2 separate regions of the Homo sapiens genome follow, and region 2 is linked to region 1. Evidence: read pairs that join two places in POLR2A ChIA-PET (ENCODE). Cell type or tissue: IMR-90. All regions are shown on one strand. Links, peaks and the distances in the headings refer to the core of each region. The heading gives the core; the rest is flanking DNA.

What was found. ChIA-PET counts read pairs that join two places held together with the same protein. Peaks named below come from ENCODE experiments on the same cell type or tissue, not always from the same donor. Only the 100,000 strongest peaks of a DNase experiment are listed, where the experiment ranks them.
Region 2: POLR2A ChIA-PET joins it to region 1 with 7 read pairs; 2 of 35 experiments call an interaction of 5 or more read pairs at or near these places.

What each region holds. Positions count from the first base shown.
Region 1 is chr13:93,214,855-93,219,258 of GRCh38, forward strand. It overlaps a transcript of GPC6 not described here. Among named protein-coding and RNA genes, the nearest start is that of GPC6, 9.8 kb to the right of the region's middle. RefSeq lists an enhancer at 3,000-3,512. In IMR-90, for the core only: no CTCF peak of the experiment used is centred there; no DNase peak of the experiment used is centred there; H3K27ac peaks cover 162 bases.
Region 2 is chr13:93,043,202-93,047,605 of GRCh38, forward strand. It overlaps LINC00363 (long intergenic non-protein coding RNA 363), which reads left to right and starts at 2,140. Exons shown (of 4, transcript NR_126360.1): 1 at 2,140-2,170; 2 at 3,826-3,895. In IMR-90, for the core only: no CTCF peak of the experiment used is centred there; no DNase peak of the experiment used is centred there.

The DNA.
Region 1 (4,404 bases), core at 285-4,284:
AACAAAACACATACGTGTGTCAGATCAGTCCCTGGGACTGCCATTTCATATTATAGAACCTTGAATATTAAAAGGGCTACTTGAATTTCCCTGTATCTTCTCAAGGCATGTTCCCTAAATTTCTTGACAGGGCCCTGGACAGTAAGACTCCCCTAGAAGCCAGAGGTTGGCATGGAAGAAAACTACCTTTAGTGACTCAGATTGATTTAGATTTTTTGAATGATAAAGGCAACTGTGGGACACATGTCTCCCTGGACCAGAAAAATACAAGACAAACACAATTGTAATGTCTAGTAGGGAAGCTTACCATATTTTTTTCCTACTTAGCTCACCAGAGGGTCTTGACGGTCCCTGATAGGCTAAACTTTGAGTGGCTCAAAGCCTGAGACCAGGGTTTGTTAACTACTGGGGCACAGTGCACTCAACAATTGCTCGTAGGACTTATTTGATAGGAAAATATTGTAAGTGTACATATATATATATTCTTTTTTTTTTTTTTTTTGAGATAGAGTTTCACTCTGTCGCCCAGGCTGGAGTGCAGTGGCACAATCTCAGCCCACTGCAACTTCCGCCTCCTGGATTCAAGCAATTCTCTGCCTCAGCCTCTCGAGTAGCTGGCTAATTTTTTTGTATTTTTGGTAGACACGGGGTTTCACTATCTTGGCCAGGCTGATCTTGAACTCCTGACCACCTGCCTCGGCCTCCCAAATTGCTGGGATTAAAGGCACCCCCCACCACGCCTGGCGAATTTTTTTGTATTCTTAGTAGAGATGGGGTTTCACCATCTTGGCCAGGATGATCTTGAACTCCTGACCTCATGATCCACCCGCTTCAGCCTCCAAAGTGCTGGGATTACAGGCATGAGCCACTGCGCCCAGCCGTGTGCTTATACTTTTATAAATATAAGCTGTTATTTCCTTCAAAATCATTGTCCACATACCACTTTTGTAGTATATATGTATATTTTTAAAATCTCACAAATTTACTATTACTTTTTGTCTTCTAGCATGTTTTTGTTGTCCTGACAACTGCTATCCACTTAGTCAGTGTATGGGTTGTCAGCTGAGATAACAAACAAATCAATTCTCATCTTTTAAATTTCTAAGTATTCTCTTAAACTTAATGCAGAGATGGCAGTCTTAGCAGCCACGGCTTTTGATTTGTAAGAGCTAGAAGCATTCAGAAAGAGGAAAGTTTCTTTTGAGCTCCAAGAGGTCTAAGATCTGAAGGAAGCAAGATCTGTTGTATAGGCCATAAGCAATAGATTAGAGAGAATGCAAAATACATGCAGCAAGAGCCATTTCCTTGTCCCATCCTAGCTAAAAATGCTGAGAGGAGTGGGAGAGACAATACTGAAGGAAGCAAGTAGCTGACAGAGTTTCCCCTGTGTCCTGTCTATAGGCTGAACCATAATGGGATTAGGGCTTCTACTGGGTAAAGATGTGTATTCTGACTTTCCCATCTGGAGACATTCCTAGTCTGTAGCCTCTCTGATATACTTTGTATTACAATGACATGGGAGCTTTGAAACAGAAGGAATGCAGGGGCAAAGTGAGGGACATGCAGAGAGGTGCAGGAGGCAACCCAGCCTTCCCATGCAATCAACAAAAGGGCAGAGGTAAGTTGAGATGGAGAGAAAAAAAAAAAAAGAAAAAAACACGCTACTGGAAGTTCACACACACTCTTGTGTGTGCAGGAAGTCTAGGTCAACAGAGGGGTAGTGCAACCTAGGATACAGTGTAGACTAGACAGCCAGGGACTGGACAAAAATCCACTTCTCAGAGAATGCCAGTCTAGAACATAGCAATGACCAAGAATTAGATGATTGATGTGTTTTCACCAATGTCTGGCTGTCTCATCATATCCTCATGGGAAAAAAGAACTCTCTCTGGGAAGGCAGGTATGTCTGAAAAAATTCTTATGTGACTAAATCTACCTGGAATTGGCAAGACAAAATTTTCTCCTACTGAGTAGAAGAGAGATCTGAAATAGAACTCAAATTCTGTTACAGGAAAATAAAGGAGGTTCCATTTCTTATACCTGAGTTTGTGGCCTGTGAAAATGCATGACCATTGTACAAATATAAAATTTTCCATCTGAGCTGCTACCAATTGCAATACATAATAGTTTTGCATGATGGTTAAGTAATCCTTTAAGTAAATTTGAAGAACATGCTTTGCCCGCAAAAATGGAAAAAAAAAATCTAGAAATCTTCTTGCCAAAGTCCAAAGACTTCTAATGAATATTTCAATTCAATGTTGTGAGGCCCTATATTTTTGTTGAATGGTGAAGTACGTGTGATTCATTAAGCTCTCATTCATTATGAAAATAGACTAGCAAATTATATCCTTTGTAAGTAAAATCATTATGAACATAATTTACAAAATAGTTTAAGTTCTTTCATGATCTTTCTAAAGGAAAAGCCAAATAGTTTTAAACACTTTGCAAGGGCATTATCATTTAAAAATCTTAGATCTTACTTCTCGTTAGTTATTTTTTGAAATATTTCTTGGGCAAATATCTAAATTTGGTTGTAATTTGCACAGTCTAAAGTATTTTTTATGTGTGCCCCAGAGAATCATGATCACTATGTTTTCGAGTGTAAAAGTAAAAATGAAATTCTGGTTTCTTACTGTATTCAAATGTTCTTTTCTTTTCCTCTCAAATTTGTGTAAGCCTATCTTGCCCCTTAGAGACTGTAACATGATCCTTCATCTCTTCAATTTTTGTATTAAATCATTATTTTTGAACTTGCAAAAGCAACATATAAGTCAGGCAGCAAGTTACAAGTTTAAAATAAGCTGGCTTAACCCTCCATGGGGTTTGAAAATCAGTTATCTACTTAAATTAAGGTAGAAGTCAGAGCTGATTTAGTGTCCTTCTATGCTATGCACACTCACAATACTGTTCATTACCACGAACATGCCGGTACATGTTTGTTTCCCAGGAAAAATAGAGCCCTATTCATTATTCATAGAGGTCCTCCTGTACAGTAAAGACATTCATTCTCTAATGGCTCTATGACTAGGGTGTTGTGAAGCCCAAAGATGTTTTTTTTGGAAGACAGTTTACCAATTAAAAGCAAACAGCATTGGATTGCTTAGTAATGTCCTCAACATTGATTGGCTGTGATTGCAAATGAACATCAGGAGAAATCCAAAGGCACATCGCCGCCTGTTTCTATGCTTGCTTGCTTGCTTCAGACACCTCCCTGGAAACAGATCATTAGTACATGGAACTTCCAACCGGCTAGCTCAGACTTTTTTTTTTTTTTGCTTCAAGTAACTTAAAAAATATGCACCAGATTTGCTTTCTCACAAACATTTAATTATTTCCCCCTGAAATGTAATAAAATGTGCGAAGTTAATATAGAAGCAAGTTTTAAAAATGATTGCCTGGAAGTGAGTTCAGATTGTGAAGGCAAATAGACCATATTCTTCAAGTAAAAAACAATGATGTGTTATATGAAGCTAAATACAATAGAATTCTCTGTGGCTGATAAAGAACATAGGATGTCAGCCTTACATGTTTGATGTAAATTCAGCAAAATTAAGCTTAGATTTTGACTTACCAGTAAACAATAGAGATCAAGATCAGTGCTATTTTCCTATCCATAGGTCTAAAAATTATTAATAGTTGATATTTATTATGCAGGCTGTAAACCCAGAATGTGACACAGTTGGGCTTAATGTAGTCACACAATGGTTAGGAAACTTTCCTCAATGTGGAAGATGGAAGTATGTTTGTGATCATTTTAAGGAATCTAAACTAAAACAAAATCACTTATGCATAAAAATCTTAATTGAAAATGTTGGCATTGACAAAGAATATGCCACAGGTTTGTCTGGCCATATGGCAGAGTTGTTTTCCTGACTTAGTAGAAAGCAGATTTTATTGCTTAGTTCTTGTACTTATTCATACTGATGACTAAGTTGAAGAAACAAATTTTCTTTGTCTTTCTGATGTCCACGTATATTCACTCCAATCATGAAGGGGAATGGTTGGAGTTTGAGAACCTACGTAAATAAGAATGGAATATTTTCTTTTAAATGGCCTAATAGATGACATTCATTATAAAAGAATCAGACATTATAAAAGAATCAGCCTGGTTGTTGGTATGTTACCGGACTGATGTTGTTGACTTGGTTCCATTAAGATTTTTGAGTTTTTCTTTGTAGAATGGTATATTAATATCATCAACCTGGCTGTTTTCTCCTACCCTGTCTTTCTTTCCTATTTTTTTTTTTTTTTCTTTTTTAGACAGAGTCTCACTCTGTCACCCAGGCTGGAGTGCAGTGGTATGATCTCAGCTCACTGCAACCTCTGCCTACAGAGTTCAAGCAATTCTCCTGCCTTAGCCTCCCGAGTAGCTGGGACTACAAACTCATACCACCACGCCCAGCT
Region 2 (4,404 bases), core at 156-4,155, 170 kb before region 1:
TTCTTTTCACATGCCTTTCTAATTATGCCTGAAAGCCCCACTCCTTTGTTAGGGAGAGACATCCTAGCAAAAGCAGGGGCCATTATACACTAGAATTAGGAGAAAGAAAAAGGGTAAATATATAGACTCTAAGTATGCTTACCTAGTCCTCCATGCCCACGCAGCAATATGGAGAGAAAGGGAATTCCTAACTTCCGAGGGAACACCTATCAAACATCAGGAAGCCATTAGACCCCCAAATTCTCCTTACCTCTGAATCTACTTCCTCCAATCCCTGCCTAAAGATAATTTTACAGGGAAGAGGATTTGCTTGTGTCTCTCCACGTGACAATCAGGCACCTATGTGGGTGCCCACCAAACATCTGAAGATCTGTCATGAACCACAGCATCTAGTGGACCCACCTGAACAGTGCAAATTGAAGGTTTAAGGATTGCTTTTAAGCCTCGATTTGTTTTCTCTGTGCCTCCTGTTAGAAGGGGCCTGCTTCTCGTTAATCAACAGTAAGTTTTACCCCCTGGTAATTAAACAAGGCAGAAGCTGAGTTACAAATGCTTCAGCAACGGCATGCCTCCCGGCTACAGCCACAAAAGTTTTTGCTTCTGTTTCAGTAGGTTTACTAAGGTGAGGGTGAGGGTATGTTTGTGTTTTTGCAGGAGATGAACGAACCGTGTGGATGCCCTCAAGATGTGTATGACCATGGAATGGGAGACTGGAGGGACCCGTGGATCCCAACCATGGACCAGATTCCCCCATTATAAGCCATAAGCCAGTTGAATCTGAATGCGAAGACGGAACAAGGACCGACCAGAGTCACGATGCTTGATGGACCAATGCTTTCTGACTCAGCTCCTCTCTATCCTGAATACAAGAGACAAGAGACCCTATTCAGCATGAAGAAGTTACAGAAGACGGACCTTCATCCTTCTGCAACCCCTAGGATTAAGGGTCCTCTTGTAAAAGGGAAAAGGGAAATATGTGGGAAGCATTCAAACCAGAGTGACTCCAGTTTGAATAAGGGCTAAGAAAAATGAAGCTGGATCACCAACCGGCAATTAAGGGCCGCACGGCCTACAATCGCCTTGCTCAATTAAAAGAGGCCACCTTTTATGCTAGTAATAATGATAGCTAGTAATAATGATACCTTCTCTTTTACAAAAAAGAGAAGGGGGGCATGTTGGGAAAAAGCTGAGTGTTGGGAAGAAAGCTGAGGCAGGGCTTGCACAATGTCCCCTGGAATATGTCTAGACTTGCTGGCTCCTTGCTTCTAGCCCTCCTAGGCTCCTAGATTGATTGTATTCCCATTATCTCAAGTAGCAGAACATGTTCCATATAAATGCTAAACCATCACAGCTGTAGATCATGCAGCTGCCATTTTTGACCCCTACATTCTCACCACCTGTTTCTCTGTTGGATTACCAATAAATAGTGTGGGCTCTCAGAGCTCAGGGCCCTTGCAGCCTCCAAAATCATGATGGCCTCCTGGTCCCACTTCTCAAACTGTCTTTTTCTCAATCCTTTGACTCCACCGGACTTCATTGCCCCCATGACCTGGTGTTGGGTCTGATCACCCCAACAGGAATCCACTGGAAGCTTGGCTTGATGTTTCCTCCAATAGGTAACTTCATGTCTTGGAAGATATAATTTCCACATGGTGACATTGTGTGGGGCAGAGACATTTCTTCTCAACTGCAGCAATTTGAAGCTCTAATTCAGAAGCCAACACTCTGTTCTTTATTGGATTTCAGACTCTCAGGAATCTCTGTTTATAGCTGCAACCTGGAGATTCCCCTCATCTCTCCACCCCAACACAAAGTTCTAGTCTCAGAAAAGCCTAAATAAATAGTTAAGGAAAAGTTGAAGTGTAGCCTCTCAGCTGTTTGTTTTTCTTCCAGCATTTCTCTGTGATAGATTTTTAAAAACCAAACAAATACAAAAAACCACCCACAGTATTTTTCATTCACTCCAATCAAGGGATGGAGCCTACTTCTCTGCAATTGGAATCTAGGCGTGGCCATGTGACTTACTATGGTTAGTGAGGCCTAAACAAATGCAGTTCAAGCAAAGTGTGGCCAGTGTTTGCACCTTGGAGCTCACTTTCTTTGCTGCTGGGAATTCTTTTGTCACCATGTGAATTGGCCCAGGCTGGCCTCCTGGAGTATGACAGACCAGGTAAGCAAGGCATGCCAAGTCTGCTGAACCAGCTAAGGCCACAGACACATGAGTGGGGCCCTCTTAAACGATCCGGTCTTACCAAGCTGGCTCATATCAGAACTGCCCAGCTGACCTACAGAATTATTGGGGAAAAGTTGCTGTTTTAGTTCACCAACATTTGAAGTGGTTTGTTATACAGCAACAGCAAACCAAAATATTTTATTTAGTTCCCATATAATATAGAGCTGCAGAATAAAATACTGTTTAATAGGGGTTACTTACATGAGTAAGTACTTTAAAAGCAACACGGCTTAATGTTTTGTCATTTTCTCAGGAAAAAAAAAAATTATGCCAATTTGATAGATGTTGTCCTGGCGAGTAAGTAAAGCAGGTGATGGATTATGTAGCAGCACATATTCACCTATGAATACACTTGATTATGTATATTAAATAGTAACTATTTCTTACATTTATTGGTATCATCAGTTTCAGAATAAAGAATGGGATGAGGGCTGATTGTTATTTGTTTGTTTTCAACTTACTTATCTTGGAAAATACTACCCAAGAAAACACATTTTCCTTGAAATAGGAAAGAGCATTCCACTGGATTTTACTCCTGTTTCCATAGACACAATCACTTGGGTTATGAGGTGTCCAACAGGGATTCTGTGCAGGAAGCAGGAACAGCTTTTCTTATGTTTTACTTTAGCAACATGGGTCAGTGACTCACAGAAGAAATGTGATTTCCTTCTGAGGAGGAGAAAGAATCAGGGTTCCAGACTGGAAGATATGTCTAGTAGATATGCAGGTGGATTTTACTGTTCAAAATTAAAGCATTGGCATCAGTGTTCAAAGGATTGGCATTGGGTTATTTATGGCTCGCCTCACTGATACTAAGCACACCCTTGCCTTTGTGATCATACTTGCGGAGTTATTGCCATGAGGTTGTGTGAGCTTGGCACACCAAACTGCTTGACTCTCTAATATGCTATAAAAACTTATAGCCACATGGCAGCAGGCGCACTTCCCTTTACATTATCCAACAGATATGGACCAAAATTAGAAAATTGAGACATTTGGGTTTTTTTTTCCCTTAGAACTGGGATTTATTTAGAAACTCTAATCTGAAGACACTCACTTTTGAAATGCTGAGGAAATTGCAAACAATTTATCACACAGAAATATTTGGAAGCATCCGCATCATTAAAAGTGTCCCTTTCTAGTTTATAACTGAAAATCAAATAATGATCAACAACGGTATTTATTTCTTCCTAGGCAATCTTCTTTTGAATCGCTAATTCGTTAAAGAACCATTTAAACTGATAAGGTCCATAATTTTCATGGTCACAGATCTTCAAGGAGAAAATATGATTATTTTTTAAAATGTTCTAATATGGTAATGGACTAATGTCACTTAAAGAAAAAATATTGAAAAATCTGTATGAATCAACTAACATGCAAGATTGGGAAATTTTTAAACTTGCACTTTTTTGTGTGTAAAATATGTATAAATATGTATACATAATGTATGTACAGTGTCTATTTCTAATCTTTGGGCATCATTAGTTAATTTCAGAGTGAGGAATTTTGGAGACAGAGTATTGTTATTTCTTGTCTGTTTATTAGGTTATTTTTCTTGAGAAATACTATACAGGATAAATCTTTCTTCCTAGAAATAAGGAAAAAAACAACGGACTGGATTTTCCTAGTTTCTACAGATGCAAGAGCCAAATGACTTTTGAGGTAAGATACAAACACTTGTTTTTATTTTTTTAAATTGTATTTTAAATTCAGCGGGGTACATGTATTTATTTGTTACATGGGTATTACGTACATCATGCTGGGGATTGGGCTTCTAGTATACCCATCACCCAAATATTGATTACACCCCACTATTACTGGATTGCTATCAATCTGTTTTCTTAGGTCTAATAGTATTTGTTTTATGGATCTAGGTGCTCTGGTGTTTGGTGCATATATATTTAGGATAGCTAAATCTTGTTGTATTGAACCTTTATCATTATGTAATGCTTTTCTTTGTCCTTGTACTGTTGTTAGTTTGAAGTCTGTTTTATCTGATATGTGAACGGCTACTCCTGCTCACTTTTGTTTTTTATTTGCATCATACGTCTTTTTCTATCCTTTTTCTTTGAGTCTCCATGTATCTTTAGCCAGTACATGCATCTCTTGTAGATAGCAGATGGTTTGGTCTTGTCTTTTTAATCCGATTTGCCACTTTATCTTTTAAACAG